Regions from separate parts of the Mus musculus genome. Here regions 1, 2 and 3 are each linked to region 4. The links are chromatin loops, found by intact Hi-C in ENCODE. Cell type or tissue: left cerebral cortex. All regions are shown on one strand.

The links. Hi-C counts contacts between places; a loop is a spot of excess contacts. Peaks named below come from ENCODE experiments on the same cell type or tissue, not always from the same donor. Only the 100,000 strongest peaks of a DNase experiment are listed, where the experiment ranks them.
Region 1: a loop joins it to region 4, with 3.0 times the contacts of the local background. A loop is called at or near these places in 11 of 42 quality-filtered maps.
Region 2: a loop joins it to region 4, with 4 times the contacts of the local background. A loop is called at or near these places in 11 of 42 quality-filtered maps.
Region 3: it touches region 4 in a loop (3-fold over the local background); 8 of 42 quality-filtered maps call a loop at or near these places.

The regions. Positions count from the first base shown.
Region 1 is chr13:30,862,320-30,867,319 of GRCm38, forward strand. It overlaps Exoc2 (exocyst complex component 2), which reads right to left. Exons shown (of 28, transcript NM_025588.2): 22 at 2,512-2,628. Among named protein-coding and RNA genes, the nearest start is that of Hus1b, 83 kb to the right of the region's middle. In left cerebral cortex, a CTCF peak has its summit at 1,918 (motif pointing right); DNase peaks (open chromatin) are centred at 1,935 and 3,391; H3K27ac peaks cover 678 bases.
Region 2 is chr13:31,616,591-31,621,590 of GRCm38, forward strand. No RefSeq gene overlaps it. Among named protein-coding and RNA genes, the nearest start is that of Foxf2, 6.7 kb to the right of the region's middle. In left cerebral cortex, a CTCF peak has its summit at 2,119 (motif pointing left); DNase peaks (open chromatin) are centred at 1,871 and 2,123; H3K4me3 peaks cover 1,210 bases; H3K27ac peaks cover 2,138 bases.
Region 3 is chr13:31,079,656-31,084,655 of GRCm38, forward strand. It overlaps Gm35302 (a long non-coding RNA gene), which reads left to right and starts at 1,242. Exons shown (of 4, transcript XR_382159.2): 1 at 1,242-1,440; 2 at 1,554-1,664; 3 at 3,628-3,746; 4 at 4,402-4,748. In left cerebral cortex, a CTCF peak has its summit at 2,931 (motif pointing right); a DNase peak (open chromatin) is centred at 2,952.
Region 4 is chr13:30,564,412-30,569,411 of GRCm38, forward strand. No RefSeq gene overlaps it. Among named protein-coding and RNA genes, the nearest start is that of Uqcrfs1, 22 kb to the left of the region's middle. In left cerebral cortex, a CTCF peak has its summit at 2,574; DNase peaks (open chromatin) are centred at 1,887 and 2,570.

The sequences.
Region 1 (5,000 bases), 300 kb after region 4:
TGCAGGTGACTCGGGACAGGTCTAGACTTACTATGGGGGTGACGGGACAAGTCAGAAGGGATATGTCTTATTAAATAAATACTTAGTCTAGTACATTAAAGATGACCTTGATTTTTATCTCTCCTTTTCAAAAATATAGTTAGGTCATTGCAATGAACATTTGAAAGTGAAAGTGTGTGGACAGAGGCAGTATACCATGGCATACATTGTGACATTTTCATTCTTCCATGATGAGATAGTTTTCTATGCTTTGCTTTTGTTTGTTTATTTGTTTGTTTGTGTGTATTGGGAAGGGAGGTAGATTGCAAGAGCAAAGGGCAGATATGCTGGGATGGGGAGGTGTGCAGGACTGGAGAGCGTGATGTGAAACTCACAAAGAACCAATTAAAACTAACCAGTACCCCCGGAGCTTGTGTCTGTAGCTGCATATGTAGCAGAAGATGGCCTAGTCGGCCATCAGTGGAAAGAGAGGCCCCTTGGTCTTGCAAACTTTATATACCTCAGTACGGGGGAACGCCAGGGCCAAGAAGTGGGAGTGGGTGGGTAGGGGAGTGTGTGTGTGGGGGTGAGGGTCTGGGGGACTTTTGGGATAGCATTTGAAATGTAAATGAAGAAAATACCTAATTAAAAAAATAAATTAAAAAAAGTCAAGAGTGTGTGTGTGTGCACATATGTGTAATTAGGTCTTTAACAAATACAACGAGAAAATGGATGAGTAGGTGGAACTTTCTAGGCACACAGCAGTTGCTCCCTGTGACCCAGAAGTTACAGAGGCCTCAAGGGGCCTGCTTTAAGGTGGAACCTTACAGGGATATTCTTATCTAGTGAATCACCACTTAGTGTCGCATGTTAAAATGATGCACATTAATCAATTAGTTTCATTTCCTTGAGTATATCATGAACTGTGAAAAATAAGGGCTATGAGTGACCTATTTTTTTCTTCAGAGCAAGTGGGTTTTTCTTGCTTGACACCATGAAAATGAGAGCTTCGGCACACGGCACACAGTACAGCCAGTGGGTGTCCACATCGCTTTACTCTAGTCACTGCAGCCACAACTGAATAGTTTCAAGACACTCAAGAAATAATTTTTTTAAAGCTCATACTGCTGAGTGGTCAAAAAGCCTACTGCTTATTCTGCGCTCTCCCCGGGCCTTCATATTACCTTTCTCTGTGATTCAGACACAGACTGGAAAAGAGATCAAAAACCTCCCTTTATATTAGTTTCATTTTGCTTCTTAATAGTATAAAGTAAAGCAACATAATTTCTGCTTATTATTTCACAAAAACTTAAATGTCAAACATTGCTTCTTTCATATGCAATTCTTAATGACATCACATATCATTAAGGGCAAAAACAATAAAGTTCTTCATATGTACATACAGTCACGTTACGATTTTTCTGAATAAAAACAAAGCCTCCTCCCCCTTGCACAGATCTTGTAATTATGAACATGAAAGCTTTCTGGAAATAAACTAGACATTCAACCTCAAAGCCTCAAGTCACAACATTTATCAGCAGGATGATTAATCTTTACGAAAGGCAGGAAAACAAGACAGAGCCACCCACTCTGACATTTTCATTTATTTAAAAAAAAAAAACCCAAGCCAGTTTACGAACTGGAAGCATCATTTATAAAAAGTAGATCGTCCACTGAGAGTAAACTCTGATTATATGATTGACAAGATGATTATCTTTCTTCTTTTCTTCACTGAGAAAAGTATGCTGGCATTAGACAGTGGCTCAGTTTTACCCAGAAATCTGATAAACTTTGCTCAGGAACTAGCCAACCTTTAGCAACAAGGAACTTCTTTTTTTTTCCTCTCTCTCCCTTTCTGCTTATTTGAAAAACTATAAACAAGACAGCAAACATTCTAAAGCACAAAACTGGTTCCACTGATCTGCATGCACATGCACATTTTTGCCTACATCCAGCAGGTGGAGCGCGAAGCAAGCAAAAGTTGTAGTGAAGTCAGGAAGGAAGGAAGGAAGGAAGGAAGGAAGGAAGGAAGGAAGGAAGGAAGGAAGGAAGGAAGGAAGGAAGGAAGGAAGGGCCAGCCTCAGGAGAACAGGGTGTGCTTAAGCAGACAGGCTAAGGGAGGGCTGCAGTCGGGAAGAGAAGACAGGAGGCAGAGGTTGGATCAGCAGGAAGTGATCCCTTGCAGTTAGGATCAGGGTTGCTCTCAGCAGTGCCTCAAGGTTTCTTCCGTCAGGAGTCAATGGGGAAGATTCTTAGATTTAGGTTTGACTTTTTTCTCCTGATTGTCTTGCCTGACCTTTGAACAGACTTTTAGAACAGGGTTAAGTTAACCAGTTCAACCATCAGACAGTTTTGCTCCTGAGTAAAGCAGTGTTACATTAACAATTTAAAGTGAGGAAGGAAATCATTCTCAGATGGGTAGGGTGAAGAGTGAGCATGGGGCCTGGGGAACTGGGGTACAGGGAGGCAAGAGGTGCTGAGACGATAATGTGGCAAAGCGCTGGACTTGCCTACTAACTACAAAGCACTTACCTGTGTTATTTTCTCTATTCCCTGGAAGTTGTGTTTTTCAAAATGTTCTGCTATGTTTAGGAAGGTGTGACGTTCTAAATAGCAGCAATTACTCAGGACTATCAAAAGCCTCTGCTCCTGTAATTCAAACAGACCATAACAAACTTAGACAGTACTGGTGAATTTAAGAGATAATCCTGATCTTGTATTAAGTACAGTGATAGGCTTCTGCCCTTTAACATCAATATCCTATGCCTTGGTTTTCTTGGCTGTGTCCTAAAATTAACACACAGAGAAGCATAACACTGAGGATTTAAACAGGGATTTGGGGTAGAAACTCAACAGTGAAACCTTTTCTGGAATGCTCAAGGCTCTGTGTCCTACTTCCAATATCCTCCAAAGGAAGAGTCAAATGTTCCATTTAACATTTTATGTACACAAAGGCCAAACAAGTTGATATTATGAATAACTACATAAAGTGTAGGAACTATTAGAAAATGGTTTATGAATCATCCACAACTTGAGAGAACATTTTAATGCCATACTATCTATCTGAAGGGCTCCTTGTTCCTTCCTTGGCCCAGTGTCCTGGGGCCCAGTCCCATCCCATGTCCATGCCAGCCTCCCCAAAAGACAGGGAGAGGGGAAGAATGCCTCCTGCTGTTACAGTCTTCAAGGCTCTGTCCACCTAAACAATTCCTTACAAAATTGTTAGACTATAATTGTAGTCTAATGAATACAGTGGATTTTTACAGTTCAGAAGAACTCTATCTGTAAATAAAATTCTAGGAATGGCCCCTGCTCTGCTGCTGCTGTGGTTCACTTCAGGGCAGCCTGGGCCTGAGCTCCTATAAGTGGGAGGCATTCTCTGGAATGGTGACTCATCCAGGGCCCTCAGTGGAGATCCTTGACTAAAACTAAGGCAAAACCACTTTCCAGGAACAGTTCTCACCCACACTTGGTTACTCTTTCTGTGCAGAATCAGAGTAACTTACAGTTAAGTACTCCAGGGGAGAAAATGCAGAAAAACAGAGGTTCTTGCTCTTTGAGGTGTGGGGACTAAAGGATGAACTAAAGTCTCTAAAGTCAATAAGCAAGCAAATCCATCTTCTGGTAATTATATATCTCCCCACTTCTTCATTACAAGTGCCTGTCATTATTTTCAGCACAAAAAGCCAGGCGTGGTGGTGCATGCCTTTAATCCCAGCACTTGGGAGGCAGAGGCAGGTGGATTTCTGAGTTCGAGGCCAGCCTGGTCTACAAAGTGAATTCCAGGACAGCCAGGGCTATACAGAGAAACCTTGTCTCAAAAAACCAATTATATATATATGTACATATGTACGCCTGGCTTTTTGGTCATCAACAGGCATATATAAAGCCTACAACACCATTAAATAGCCCAGAAAAACAGAAGGCTGCTGCTAGGGGCCCTGAAATAACTTTTAGATAGGAAATGGAATATAAAAAAGGCCAGAGGAAGTCATACTGTAAATGACATTATTTTTCTAAAGTGAATATATGGCAGAATGGCAGAGAAACTAAGCTAGCTGGGCATGTGAGGCCATCTTCCCTTCTGCTACCTTCTGTTTTATCCTAACACATTCTTCTCATAGTGCAGGAAGTAAATGACTTTGCAGCAGCTACTCCAAACACACAGAACCCCCTCAATGTCTCAAGTGGCTTCAAGCCTGTCCTTTACCAGTCTTTCATTTAGGATTAAGACTTCCATTCTAGTTGATTGAGTGTGCAAGTCTATCCTGCCCTGTTCCCCCACTGTGCTGACTTGGTTTCTCCATTACAAGACTTCTGGACCCTCTTCAAAGTGAGAACTACTTCAGTAATCTAAAGACTAACTCTCAGCAAGTACATTTTGTTTGTGTATGTTATATTGAACATTACATGAAAGTGGGAAGAAAACAGAATAACAAGAATCTAATTCTTAAACTTAGATGGTTAATCTGAAGTTTGTTTGTACCTGGTATAGAGATGTACATTTGACCATAATAGTCTCTGTATATGAAGGAATGAGTCTTATGTAGTACTTCTCTGTACTCCTAGTCAGCACCAGCAATGAACCCTTGAGACTGTGAATAAAGTCTTCTGACTCAAAATCTAGATCTTTTTCAATGTTATCCATTTCCTTCTGAATAATACAACCCTGAGAGGATCTGGGTCCTCTCAGAACACAAGTCAGATCTGATGAGATCCCTCCACTAGGGAAGAACACAGGCACAGATTTTGGAAACAAAGGAACATAACTTGGGAAGTGATGGACAGGTAAGCTGTTGTGAGGAGTGAAAGTGAAAACCCTGGGAGACCGCTGACAACCTGGTGCACCTCCGCACCTCTTGGGAGATGGACATGGAACCACCTTGCTCTCCTCTCTAACTAGAGAAAGATGGGAGGCTTGGAGTAGCCCTCCAAGTCAGGGTGCACACAAATCAGCTAGGACATGGCTGATGGGTTACACAGCGTTTGCTGGGAGCTGGGAAGGGAACAAAGATCAGAAC
Region 2 (5,000 bases), 1.1 Mb after region 4:
TATGGTCATTATCTCTTAATTTTTAGTATTTATATTTTACGGAAAAAGATGTAAAAACAGAAGTTCGAGCATACTTAGCAACGGATCTGAAATCACTATGACCAAGTGTAATTTGGCAAGCTGTAAATTTAGGGCTACCTATCACCATTCTGGAGTGATCTATCCTATCAGCTAAGATTTCATTGAACATGAAAGAGCAGAACATGTGCCCTCAAGGACACAGAAAAAAATGAGTAAATCAACAAATATTTAATAAATGTACATAGAGTCTTGACATTAGTCAAGAGGTCAAGGAGCAAGGCTAATAAACGTCTTTGCCAGCATCTGCAGCTCTCCCTAGCCCCCCTGGCCAATCAGACATTCTCCTGCAGGCACTTTCAAACTATGAGAAAAGCTCTTCCCACAAATAGCCCCTGCCTAGAAATGTATTTTAAAATGCTGTACAAGGATGATCTCATACATACATACATACTTACATACATACATACATCACATACTTGCACACACACACACACACACACACAGAGAGAGAGAGAGAGAGAGAGAGAGAGAGAGAGAGAGAGAGAGATGTGTTCTCTAGAACTGATATGGGCTGTGCTAAAGAAAGCAATGTAGAGTTGACTCTGGTGACGAGGGAGGGAGGATCGTGATGGTAAGCACACACTGGACTTTCAAGGAAGAAAGCTGGCAGAGCAAAGCCAAAACTTGGGCTTAAAGTCCCTCTGGGGGAGAGGGGAGCATCACATTGGAAAATTCTGTTGGTGAAAAATATGCAGAGCACTTGTCCTGCCCTGATTCTGAGTGTCCTGTTGGTGGTGGTGGTAGTTGGGGGCGGGGGGGGGGGGAGTTGCTTGTTTATCCAAAAAATGAAAGACTTGGGGGTGTTAAGGGGAGGAAAAATGTGCATTTTCAAAAACATGACTTCTAGAGGTGCTTAAAATATTTCAGCCAGAAATGAAAATTGAGGAAATAATTAAGGCAATCGAGATAATAAACTTGATACTTGGTTGTCAGGAGAGTGGGAGAGAGGGAGACTCTGCATATTCCCTATCACTGTACTGTGAATCTCTTCGCAATATCAAATACAAAATACCAAAGTAAAACTTCACAAAAGGATTTACTGTTTGCACCAATAACTTATTTGCACTCATTTTAAGGGATTTTCTCTTTTCCTTTCCTTTCTTTTCTTTTCTTTTCTTTTTTTTTCTTTTTTTTTTTCTTTTCTTTCCTTTCCTTTCCTTTCCTTTCCTTTCCTTTCCTTTCCTTTCCTTTCCTTTCCTTTCCTTTCCTTTCCTTTCCAGCCAGTAGGATGCTTGGGTGTGTCTGGTTCAACCCCAGCCTGCTGCCAGAGCCTACTCCCACCTGCCTGGAGCGTCCACTTTAGGTCCAGCCTGTCCCTCAAGGACCCTTCAGGTTTCGTTTCACTTTGCAGGATTTCACCAGGACAATTTTAAGAAGCCACATAGGCTTTCCTCTGTCTAGAAGAATGAGAACAAAAGCAACCCCTAGTATTGCCGTCACTGAAGACAACGGGAGACCAGATGGCTGAGGTCCAGAAAAAAAAAGAAAAATAGGCCGTTTGTAGAAAATCGCTGCGGAACCCCGACACAACAAGCCTGGGGGTTGGTTGGTGTATTCTTGGTTGGTTGGTTCCCTTATTTGTTTTCGGTTCACTCATTTGTTTACAGGACCAGAGTAAAGCTCCAGGAGCTCCCTATGTAATTGAAAACTAAGGCATAATGCCCTTAACTCCTACCCGCTCCGCCTCTACCACCACCACCGCTCATACCGCCTTTGAAAACCAAAAACTAAAGGAACTGACCGACCTCTTCACCTGGACCTAGCTCTTTTTCCTTTGAAAATGGAACTGGAGAATGTGCCTCTAAGGGGGACCAACCGAGGACGAGGACGTGATAAGCCAGTATTTGAAGGCATCTATCCACCTAGCGCAACACTAATAGACCTCAACCAGTTGCAAGGGGGTTGGGGGGAGGGTGCTGCCCACCCCCACCCCCACCCGGCTCCAGCGCCCGCAGGTGAAACCAAGCCTTTGGGGGGTGGACCGCTGCAGGCTGCCCCAGGGGCTGCCATTTCCAAGAGCCTGGCGCCACCCAGCGGACACAAGAGGAACACTGGGCGCGTCTCAGTTCCCCCAAGTCGCCAGAGCAGACACAAAAGCAAACTGACACTCCAAAAATCCACAACCAGGCTTTGCAGCTCGCTCCCTCTCAAGCAGCAAAGACTTTGCGAGCAAACCCCACAAGTATGTCATCCTAGACATACTATCTTCTTTGAACCTCGGGAAGCAAAGTGTGTCCTCCCAAAAACACAAACCAAGAAGTATTCAAAGTTGACATTACTCAGAGCGAGGATGTAGGTTGGCAGGCGCAAGGCAGAGTCCTGGAAAAGGTGGGAAAGAGGACGAGGGGGTCCGTAAATCATTTGGAGGGATTTTTGGCCCTGGTCCTTGTTTCTGAAAGCGTTCCGAGCGTCTCTGACGCTGGTTACATAGTTACTCTCTTTTCAAGCGCACGCCCACTGCAGACTTTCTGGTGTCCAAGGATTGTGTTTGAAAGGGAGGAAGCATTCTTGAAGTGGTGGGTGACAGATTGTCTAAACCCTTCTAAGATATTCTGCACGGGAGATTTTTGAGGCAGCTCAGCCATGAAGATCCCCTGGAGGAAAGGGGTAAGCGAAGAGCGCCCACACGCAGCCCAATCTCGAGCCAGACCCACACAAGAATATTGGAGTTAGGCTGAGACTGTCGGGAGGGGGAATGCCCAGGACAGATGGGAACCTCTGTCCTGTATCCATGAACCCCACTCTTTCAGGCTCACCTCATAGGTGCACGTGGAGGGGGGAGGACTTGGTGGGGAGAGGAGACTCCCAACACCCCAGCTTCAGGAGAGAGAAGAGAAGGGGTATGGAGTTGTGGAACACACCCTCAACCCACCTTCTTTCGGGTCTTGCTGGTTTCTCTGCCACTTTTGCTGGCTGTGGTTTGCCTTACTGTTGAGCTGTTTTCTAATCCCAGTGGAAACCCTAACAGAACTAGAAAGTGTTCCTACGAGGCGAACAGGCTTAAGGTTGACTAAACCCATGCCAACACGTGAGTTTGGCAGGCTGATAGCCCAGTTATCAGCTGCACAAGGTTGACTAAACCCATGCCAACACGTGAGTTTGGCAGGCTGATAGCCCTGTTATCAGCTGCACAGTCTCCTCGCTGACTCTGGGTGAGCAGCAGCAGCCTTAGGAATGCCCAAGGAGTATTCTCGGCCTGATGTGGGGTCTTCCGGAGTCCTCCTGGAACTACTGAAACCCGAGGCCATGAGGCACCAGGAGCCCCCTCCTGGAAGGGTTAGGTGCACACCCTGTGTGGACTGGAAAATTGGGGGCTAGCTGGGTGGTGAAAGGGGCTGCTCAGGCCCTGCTCTCCGGGACTTCTTTTTTTTCCCCAGCACCCCCTGGGCCAGCCCCGTAAGCCAATCGCCCTCTAAGACTCCAGGGACCAAGGGGCAAGCTGAAGGGGTCCAAGGCCGGGTAAGAGTGGCAAATGGGGAGGGAGACTCCGCAAGAAGCAGCACTTCAGAGGCGGCGTCTGGGCGCCCCGAGGTCCCTAGTCGGCCTCTGGGCGCCTAGCACGTTTTATTTATCCCTACAGAGGATGCTGGAGGACAAAAGAAATATTTGGACGTCAGAACTGATTTATATTTTTGGAAGAGCTACGTTTCCTTTTCTGAAGAGAGGCGAGCGCGCCCCATATCCTGCGCTCGGCGGGAGGACTGCAGCGAGTCTTGATGCGCCAGGAAGTTCATCTGCGCGGAGTCGCGGGGCCCAGCGCCCCGCCGAGATCGCTGCCCTCCTAGATATTTATTTATTTATTTGGGGGGGAAGGGAAGGCAGAGGGCGAGGAGACCCTGCCAAACTAGAGAAGAAAACCCGGCCACTGGGTTGGGACCTCCAGGGCGCTTCCGTGAAAGCCTGCCCGCAGCCAGCCGACTTTCCCGCTCCATCGGGGAGGTCTGGGGCCAGCCTTGCAGCCTCTGGGTGTTGGTGGGTGTTTTCTGTAGCATCCCTGTGTGCATGCCCAGTGCCCTCCTGGAGTGACCTCTTCGGGCTCTGCAGAGCTTCCCCGTGTGAGCCCGAGTGGCAAGCCACCCTAGCCACCTCCAAGGTGGAAGAAAGGAGGGGGTTGAGAAAACTCAAAGAGGGAGAGAGAGGGTAGGGAGAGAGGTAGGTGGGAAGGGAGGGGTGTGCATGCGAATTCCCAAGAGAAAAGATAACCAGGGACAGGCAAGGTGGCCACTCCTGAGTGTACTGTGCTGTCTGCTATAGTGTCAAGGCCATGAGGCCACCAGACTCCCACAGGTTTCTAGATAATCTCAAAGCCCCAAAGCCAGCAGATATTTTCCCCCAGCTGTACAAGAGGCCTCTCAGAATCAACGTGCCTAGGGGGCATCTGCACTCACACTCTCTTCCCAGATACGAAGTGCAGGTCTCCCAACTTCTTCATCTTCCTTTGAGGGGGACCCTGGCCTGTGCCCTTGGCACCGCCATCCCTAAACATAGCAGGCTGTAGAAACCTAAATGGCACTTGTTCCTTCCTGCAGGGGTGGGGTGAGAGTGGGTACTGTGGGGACAGGTTCCTCGTGGAACTCTCATTATGGCCATCTAGAAATGGATAGAAAGAGGCCTAGGAGTTTTTGTTGTTGTTGTGTTGTTTTGTTTTGAAAGGAGGGGAGGTCTGGTAGATTAGCCCTTTGTCCTCCCACTCCAAGCACCTCTATGACCTGGCCAACTGGGTCACACAGAGTCTTGCCTATAGCCAGACCTCCTGAGCTGTGGCACTGATCTTTGAGGAGGGTGGCTTTAAGAGTCCTGCCCTGAACACATGCACTTGGAGTGCTGATGGATGAATGCAAATAAAATCTGGCTCTTGCCTCTCTCACTAGGCATATATAGAAGTATAGAAGGAGTATAGAAGTTCTTGGCCAAGGAAA
Region 3 (5,000 bases), 520 kb after region 4:
AACTTGTTAGGAAACTAAAACAAACACACACACACACACACACACACACACACACACACACACACACACACCCCACAGCAAACTGGGTTTCTTACCAGGTAAGGTTGTTGTGGTAAAGAACGCTTTCAGTCCTTGTGAGGATAAGACTTCAAGGGCTTATAGGCAGAGAGAGGATTTCTACAAAACAAGTCTGAGCATTCCACGAGCCTACAGCAAATGCAAAAGTATCTAGGACGCGAAACAGGAGATTTAACCAAGAACCTCCTGTTACCCATGGGACATGGCCGGCTGAAACTGCCAGCTAATTCACTCTCCTGGTTTGGATGCTTCTGGGGTTGGTCTCTGTCCCAGACTGTCCAGACTCACCGTAAACGAAAGCAGTAACCATAAACCCGCTGCGGATCCAGGAGACCCGCTGCTTTCTAGCAGAGCCTCAATACTGTGTCAGTGTCAGGACATGGACCCAAATTCTCTGCAGTCATGAAACTATATTGGGGCTATCACTCGAGCACATGGCTAGCCACAGAGCGGGCGGGACACGTCTCAGCCAAATGGTACCAACACAAAGTTTCTCCTCTAAAGTGTTTCACTCTCCACTACCAATGTCTACCTTCTCCATGGCTTTAAGAAATGTGCTTGGAGATTGTCCTTAGTGGCGGCTTTTGTCATCAACAGCCTTTTGTCTTGTCTTGCTAATCTCTGTAGTGTGGGCTCTGGGATGGAGGGTCAGGTTTCAGTAGAACATATGTTTCACTGTATGGAAATGTGCCCTGGCCCTCAGAGTAAACAGCGGTAAGAGAGGAGGGAGACGCAAGCCACTGATTACTATCAAAGAGTGCTGGAGCCGTAAACAGTAATTGACCATCTTTTGAGAAAAGGTAGAAGGGCTTTAAGGCAAGGTCTTTTGTTGTCTTTAGCCCCCCTCTATCTACATTCACCAGGCCAGGATCATATATCAGTCTCTCTAGTTCAAAAGGGGTTTTTATTTCTTGATCTGTGACTTGCCATGCTGGGGATAGATCCCAGGTTTGTACCGCCAGGCAAGAGTGCTACCTCGGATTGGATCTACATCTCAGGCCGTGTTCTTTCAATTTCCTTTTGGGGGTGGGGGTGGGGGATGGGGTGACGGGTTGGGGGAGGAAGAAAATGAGTTAAATTATTCTCACTATTCTACAATTATCGTAAACAAACACTAATAAACAACAAGTTTCTTTTCTTTTCTTTTTTTTAAAACTCTTTAGGCAACATAAAAAGTAAAGGGTCCAGCATCACAGAAATCAAATTTACCTCTAATTCAATGATCCTTACAATACCAAAGCCATGGCAAGAGTTCCACAGTGGTTTGCGATATGGAAGGAGTTCAGAAGCAAAGCTGGAACAGCCCGTTCTTCACGTTGTGTCCCGTGGTAGTGCCTACAGAGGCAGGCAGCACAAATCCAGGTACCTGTGGGCTTCTGCTTCCGATTTCTTTTGTCACAAAAAGCCCTGCTTATTTTTTTCTCCCTTTTTCCAGTGGAGTTAAGGACGGGTCTCCAATTTCTTCTTGCTTGCAGTTAGTGATGGCTCTGGTCTTGAGGGTGCCGTCTGCATCCAGATAACGCCAGCTGGATCAGCTAGAGCCTGCTGACTCTGCAAGCTCCATTTTGCTTTGTGCATGGAGACAGGTGTGCATACATTTTGTGCTTTCCCAAGGAATGACTTATGTAGGTCTGATGTTTCATTAAAAATCTACAATTTCAATTCTAACTTGCAATCTTTCGTTCAAACCGATGTATTTATAGATGGATAAATGACTATTAAAATTTCTCTGTCTTAGGTGGTAGAAAGATATATTTTTAAGTCTCCACAAAGTAGAATAAATAAATAATTTCAGAGTAATAATGTCTGTTAAATTACACATTCACTTCTAAAGAGTTTTCAAACTTTGAGCAAAATTTAAAGTGCTTCTGGAGACAATAGTTAAAAAAAAATCTGTTATTCCTTAGCAGTATATGTGTGTGTATCCTGTTAATATTTTTATTAGAATGTACTCGTTGTGCAAACTGATGGATTTCCTTGTGATATTTTAATGACTGTGCATTGTGAGCTTTGATTTTATTCACTTTGGTCCCTGCCCTGCTCTGACTCGCCTGCTTCTGGTTTCTTCTTGAGTCTAGACGCCACGTGAACTAGGATCCTTGTTTTAATATATACGTAATATATATTTTGTCAAGGTTTGAGACTCTAAGACTATAAAGTTTTATTAATAAATCAGAAATACAACTGCATCAGAAATAATTTAGTGTGGCCATAGCAGTAATTTATTGTATTTAAAGGAACATAGAAAGTTATTTGTATAAGTATTTTATCTCATTGTCCCTTCTAGTTCAAATTTTACAAAAGGAATTCAGAATTAGGAAAAAGTCAGTAAGTATTAAAGTTTCAGTTTTAAACCCAGTTAAAAGTGGAGCGATGCTTAAATAGCAATAGCTGTGATAAACAACTGAAGGAAAGTTTCACCAAGCGCAGACCTTAGAGGATTTTGTTGTTACTAATATATAGTTTGTGTTTTTTACTTTAATGTCTGTTTTATTTGGTTTTAGTACTACAAGTTTTAGTAAAATTTTGACCCCTTGTTTATTTTATTTTTAAAGACAGTAATGAAGTCATGAAAGGGCGGTCAGGATTTTGTGTTTTTGTACAGGAATAAAATGAAAGGCTTTTAATGTTTCCTTGTGAAAAATGAAAAGTATTAAGAAAGCATTTGGACAGGGTTCTAATAGGAGCTTGGGGACCAGACTTAAAGTCTATAATTTCTAGAAAAATAGTAGGACACTTAAATGTAGTAACATAATTTAAATTTTAGTTACATTTGATATTAATTAGTAGTCGTGCTCTGTTTCGAGATTAAAACGCTCCAAGGGATTCATTTTAAAAACACTCTCTCAATGAACCACCAGGGGTCGCAAGAGGACACACAATGCCTAGATTGGTTACTTTCCTTTTGGAGCCAGCCAGCTGTCTCTGCCACCTACCACAGCCAAACAATCTTCATGGTCCCGGAGATAAGAAAAAAAAAAAATCGCATTTTCAAAGCAGGAAACATGAAGTTCGAACTTGGATTGCAAAATTGTCTAGATTACTGAAATAAAAAAGGATTGAGGTTTGAAAAAATGCTTTTGAAAATGGATTTTTAAGGAAGTTATTTAAAAAAAGGTTGTTAATTAATAACAAAGAGCTAGATAGTGTAAGATTCTGTGTATATGAATGTCCTGTCTCTTTGGCAGTACAAATGAATTAGTGACTCCCTAGGGCTGCGGGGAGGCGTTGAGTGGGAGTTGGGGCGATAAAGTGACTGTAGTGTTTCTTTAGGATACACGACTATTGTTAAATTATACTATATGATGATGGCTGTATCGTTGTGGACATACTAAAAGCCATCGAATTGCACACTTCAAATGAATGAACCTTGTTTCACAAATCATAGGGACATAAAACATTAAAACAAAGGCTTTTGTGTATAAATGTGAATGTGGAAATTCCCAGGTTTATTTTCTTCCTAGTCATGGGGTTTGGATAATCAGTAATGATGCATTTTATGATTTAAATTTCACTGAAATAAATAAGGCATGGTTTTTGTCATTTCAGGTGAGGGTTGGTAGCTGTTCAGGTAGAAGAGCTCCTGGTGATGGAGGGGACACAGTGCCAGGGGCCCTGGGACCCCAGCTCTCAAGACTTCCCTTCCCCCACACCTCATCTTCCTCGAGGTCAGAACTTGATCAGTTCAGTGACTTTTTCAGCACTTCTGGAATCTTCTCTGTCTACTGGCATCTATGTGACCTTCTGCACGTTTAGGAACCTTCCCAAGCGCCTCCAGCCAGCCCTGGTCCATATTTGCACATTTCTTGAGTGAGGCAAAGAATCAGCCTTATGGTCTGAGGTTGTTAAGTCTGTTTTGGAAGCAGATGTTGGAACCTTCTGCTAAATTAGTTACGTTTGGAAGCCTGAATAAAACATGACTTATATTTAAAAATTTTTAATACATTTAGCTTATTGCATTAAAATGCATAATGAAAATTATAAGAATTTCCAAAATTGGAATTTCATATGTAACAAGTGATCTAGCAAGCAGTCATGTTCAATTATAGTTAATAAATATACAGCTCACCTATGCCCCTCTACTTTTAACTCAGCATCTTAAAATGTGGAAAGTGGTGATACACATTTTTTAGATATATGAACATTTTCAGAGAAATGTGTTTTGAATCAGAAGGAAGCAGTGCACGCTGATTGACTCCATACTTGCTTTCAACCTTTCTTTTGGTGAGGAATGATCTTTCGGGGCTTACTTGAATTCTCTCAGGCTTAGTTATTAATTACATAGCCTCAAAGCATGATGCTGTTCTTGTCTCATCTACACAGACACCTTTAAGGCACTGGAACAAGTCCGTCTGTGGTACTCTCCTGATATAAGAAGCTATGACAGTCACGGTGTGAGCCTTGGCTCTGCGGTGGTGAGCAAGTAGCTTTGCCTTCCTTAAGGCCTTTTTCTTGTTTCAGAAGCAAGCAATTTGTGCTTTCCAGTGCTGGTGTTAGCTCCATCCTTCTCTCATCGTGAGGTTGTCTCTCATCAGCATCCAAAAGGGCTAGAAAGAGTTAAAGCTTCCTAAAGTAGCCAACATGGAAGAGCTGCCTCTGGCCATTCCCTAACTAATTCTCCCTATGGCAATGGCCTTCTCTGCTAGCCTCTCTTTCTGTCTTAATGAATTTTTAGAGTATAAAACAACAAGCGTCATTATGTCATTTTCTTACATGGACATCATTCTACTTTGCTTATATGCACACCCATTCCTTTCTCTCTGCTTCTTTCATCCTCTTACAGACCCCCTTCTTCCCTCCAAGTGGCCCCCTTCTGCTTCTATTATATGAAGACAGACAGATGGATGGTAGATGATAGCTAGACTGTATGAAACACCCAAGGACCACTTTTCTCCTCCTCATCTTCTCTTTTCATGCCCCTC
Region 4 (5,000 bases):
AGTCTCAAAGTACTTGCACATATATCCGTTGCTCAACAAAACTCGGTCATCTAAGACCATGTTGTCACCCCTATGTCTGGCCATCAGTGAACACAAGTAACAGCTGTGCTTTATTGAAGATTGTTCCAGACCCTCTTGCAGGCTCCTTATGCAAGCAAACTTGTTCACTACCATAGCAGCTTTGTACATAGGTAATACAATTGTCCTCATTTTATGGCTGATTAAAGTGAAGCACAAAGAGGTAAATATGCTCCCAATCTCCCTGCTCCTGTTTGGCAATGTTGGAGTAAGAAAGAGCAGTCAAACTCCAGATCACAGCACATACTACTAGAATGTACCATCTCAAAGAGGAAAATGAATCGAAGGAGAGAAAGCCATTGTGTAGAAACTGTCGGGGTAGCCAGGGGCAGAGCTGAGATCCATGCCTAGCTAGCTTATGAACGTTACTGGGACTCCAGGACAAAACCTACATCCAATAATCACAGTGTGCCCAAAGATGCACCGTGAGATGTTCCTGTGGTCTGAAGAGCTATGTAACTCTTCCATCTTGGGTTTCTGGTAACTCTCGACAATGTCCCCTGCCCAGTAGCCAATACTAATGTCACTTTCCAGTAGCCCACAATTTCCAATGAACTAGTTGTAGAGAGCTGGTTCTTACAGCCTAAGAGGTCTCCACTAGTGCCCTCAGCCTTAAGACGTGATTCAGAGACAGAGGTTCTGAAGCAAAGGGCAGACTGCTGGGTTCTAGTCCTAGCACTGTGTGACTCAGAGTCAGTCACTTCCTTTCTAGGAACATTTTCATCAGAGGGACGATGGGAACCAGAAGCCTCTGAAATCCCCATCTCCTCACTGTGTCCCCCTAGCACACATCTGTGACTGTTTTGGAGACCCCTTCTATATCCCTGAGTGCCTACCCTGAGCCTCTCCTGGGCTTCCCAATAAGTCATACACCAGGACCTTTTTGCCCTGTGTTTTATCCTCTCAAGACCCTGTGCTGATCTGTGACTAAGAATGCTTATCTCTTTATCACAGAAGCTAAATGGTTGTCGTTTCTTAATAATTCCCTTCTCCCAGGGGAACTCATGCCTCAGCCCTTTTCTTTTCTCTTCTTTTCTCTTCTCTTCTTTTCTTTTCTTTTTCTTTCTTGTCTTGTCTTGTCTTTTTTTTTCAAAGTAGAATTTTTATTAATTCTCTGGAAGTTTCACACCATGCTCCCCAATCATATTCACTCCCCAGCCCTGTGTTTGCCTTCCCAGTTGTGACCTCTCCCCTAAAAATATTTTAAAGATAAAAAAAGAGTAAAACATCTAATGTGTGCTATCTGCATGTACTCACTGGAGCTTGGCCAAACTCTCCCTAACCTGCCCTTAAACAGAACTGAGTCCTTCCCCTGCCGCACTTCCACCAGAAGCCATCAATCGTGGAGAGCTACATCAGCATCCTTATCATACTCTTGAGGTGTTCTCTTCAGTGGCTTCTAGTCTAGGCTGTTACTTTTGGGGAGAGAGGGGGTTGTGAGGGATAAGGGGTGTCACTGAAGTTTTCCACACTCCTCCCCCTCAACTATGTGTCTGCAGTTATTGATACGACAACCAAAGTAATCTCCTTGATCTTTGCCGTCAGTGCAAGCACAGACCATGTGCCTTCACACTGTTTCTGGAGACCATACTGACTACGAGCATGGTCCCCTCCTGCAGTAGGGGCCCAGACAAGTAGAACAAGGCCCTTGAAGGCAGCCCAGACCATCGACATCAACACAGCCTCTGGTGGCAGTGCAGGCCACAGATGGGCACATGGCAGAAGAGTGTGCCTGCCAGTGGATGTGTTGATGTCTGTGGCACGTGCTACCACCAAGGGTCATGCAGATGCCCATGGTCTGTGCTGTAGTCTAAGGCCATGCTGACATCCGTGGGTTGTGCTGTCCCTGGAGCCATACAGATATGAGTGGCCTGGACTGTCACCCAAGGCCATGCTGATGTTTGGGTCCATGCTGCCACCAAGGGCCATGCCTAGGTCCAAGGCCCTGCTGCAGTCAGGGTTGGTGTTGATGTTCGAGGCCCAAGTTACCATCAAAGGCCTTGTGGATTCATGGGCTGTGCTGCTACCTAAAGCCCTGTTGCTGCCCATGGGCTGTGCTGCTGCTGGGGCCCATGTCTCAACTCTCTTAAGTCACATCTATCAGAAGCTAATGCTCACCCCTGTCCTTTTAGAAACAAAAGCCGAGCTGGAGAAAAACAACCTTGCAAGTGTTGGTCTTTTGTTCCATGGTTATACAGAAGCCTGAATTTGCTAGCATTGTATTTATTGTTAAGTCATCAAACATGTATTTGTTAAACATTTACTACATGTACCCAAACCCTCCAATCCATCTCCACACACAGAAGGGTGACAAACCACACCGGGACATCCAAGAAGCCTCTCCAGTGGTCGGACCTGAGACTTTCATCCCAAGAGACTTGGTGGCTCTTCCTCGAAGCTCTGGGCCGGTGACAAAGATAGGCCAGTCAGACCACTTGTGTGCAACTGTAGCGTTGTCTTCTTCACTAATCCAGGAGCGACATATCCTCTGGAGGGAGCCAGAGGACTGTGGAAGAGGCCCCGACCATGCACAGCGACTTCTGCATGTGTCCTGCCATGGTCTCATGTTCTCTTCTGGATCAGAGTTGTGGCCAACTTCCTAAATCATTGATGTAAATTGTAAATAATCCTAAAAATAAGATTTTCTTTCTTTCCAAGTAGCTTATTTCCCCATGTTTAATGTAGAAATGGAATATGTATCCACTGGTAGCTCTTAATTTTAGGCAATACTTTCCGCCCTTTCAAAACCGATCAGTAGGCCCCTTTAGGCAAAGTGCTATTCACATTTGAATTCTGGTTGAGGCCTGCCTTGGAGTTCTTGGTACTTCCAAACCCAGTTCTTTTTGTCTTTCCCTTGATGTGGTTCAGAGAAAGGTAGTTTGAAATGGAGAAACTCTGTGACAATGACACTGGAAAATGAAGCCACCAGAACAGCCCTCACCTTCCATTTCAGGCTAGTTACCAGGCCAATGGAAGTGTGACTCTTCAGATGACTAAAAATATGAACGTATCACAGAAAGTCCTTCATGAGCCATACCTCTGATGACCCGAATGTGAGATGTGGTTGATTGTCTCAGAGCTTGAGAGAGTAAAAGAGAAAAGATGAGGAAGACCTCTCGCTCTTCAAGTTCAGGGGCTGGGTCTAAAATCAACTATCATGGAGCTGAGCTGTCTAGCCTGCCCCTGTGGCAAGGGCTGTCGTTACAAACAGCTCCACTAACTCCTTTTGGCAGTCATTTGTGTTTTCCCTTTGTTTATTTACTGGGGTAGCGCACCATAGCGCATGCACAAAGGGCATAGGACAGCTTGCAGGGATCAGTTCTCTCCTTCCCTCAATCCAGAGATCAAGTTTAGGTCACTGGACTTGAAAGCAAGAGCCTGTTACTCTCTTGTTGGGAGCCGCCCTCACATTTGCCATTACAAGATGGCGCTGACAGCTGTGTTCTAAGTAGTAAACATAATCTGCACACGTGCAGGGGCAGTTTTCCCGCCATGTGTTCTGCCTTTCCTGTGATGACAACTGGGCCGATGGGCTGCAGCCAATCAGGGAATGACACGTCCTAGGCGGAGGATAATTCTCCTTAAAAGGGACGGGGTTTTGCCATTCTTTCTCTCTCTCTTGTTCTCTCTCTTGCTCTTGCTTTTTCTCTCTCTTGCTTTCTTGTTCTTGCTTTCTTTTTCTTTCTCTTGCTTTCTCTCCCTTGCTTTCTTGTTCTTGTTCTTTTTCTTGCTTTCTTGCTCTTGCTCTCTTGCTCTCTTGCTCTCTGGCTCCTGAAGATGTAAGCAATAAATTTGCTGTGTTCTTCCTGGCCGGTCGCGAGAACGCGTGTAAGACTCTCTGAGCCATCTTGGGCTTTCAGTAAGTCCAGAGAAGGTGACAGGCAGTCCCTGTCTCTCAGGTGGTGGCTTCTGGCTACTTCAGAGGAGCAGGGTGACATTCTGTTTGGCTAGAACCCTCTCAGATGGTCCACAGACACCAGGACAGTGTCCACTTCTCATGGGCTTGCTGCTGTGGCCATATGTTCCTCCTGACTTTGACTCCTGTGACTGGTTTCCTTGCTCTTTTTAAAGAAATTCTCCTTTCTCCCTCTTTCTCCCTTTTTCTCCCTCTTTCTCCCTCTTTCTCCCTCTTTCTCCCTCTCCCCCTCCCCCCCTCTCCCCCTCCCCCTCCCCCCTCTCTCTGCATCTGTGGTGATCTGAAGAAGCCATCAGATGCCCTGAACTTCTTCAGACCCACCTTGTGTCCTTGAGACAGGGTCTCTCACTGAACAGGGAAAATACCAGCAGACTTACTAATCCTCCTGTCTCCCCTACATCAACCCAGGGATGACACAGTGCCTACAGCCATGTCTAGCTTTTCACATGGGTCTTGAGGATCCACACCCAGGCCCTCATGCATGTTGTAGCAAGCTCTCCACCCACTAAGCTTTATTTCCAGATTTTGATGCCTTCCTATAGAATTTTCCCCTTGCTAAGCCACTGCTCAATACCTAGAAATGGGGGTCCCAGTGATGCTTCTTGACCACACCCCCACTCCTGTTTAACAGTTCCCACTCTGCACAGCCCTTGCTCTCTCCAGCCTGGCAACTTGCTGGTGCCAGAAACTGTCTCTGAATTTTCTTGTGCTATAAGATCATCTATCTTATTGCATTGTGGTCCCCTTTAATCAACTAATTTTTATTTAAATAAAATGAAATAAATAAACATGTGAGAAGTCCCTTTTTTTTAACAAATAAGACCACATTTTAACTTATTGTAGCGTACCTTGGACTTGAATGTAAATATTTCATTTTTTCTGGAAATAGATTCAAGTAATACTGTCTCCCATGCTAGAAACCTAAGACCTATGTCTTACTACTCCCTGCCCCATCTTCAAATATGTTTCTTTCCATATCCACACCACCTACACCCTCAACAGCACC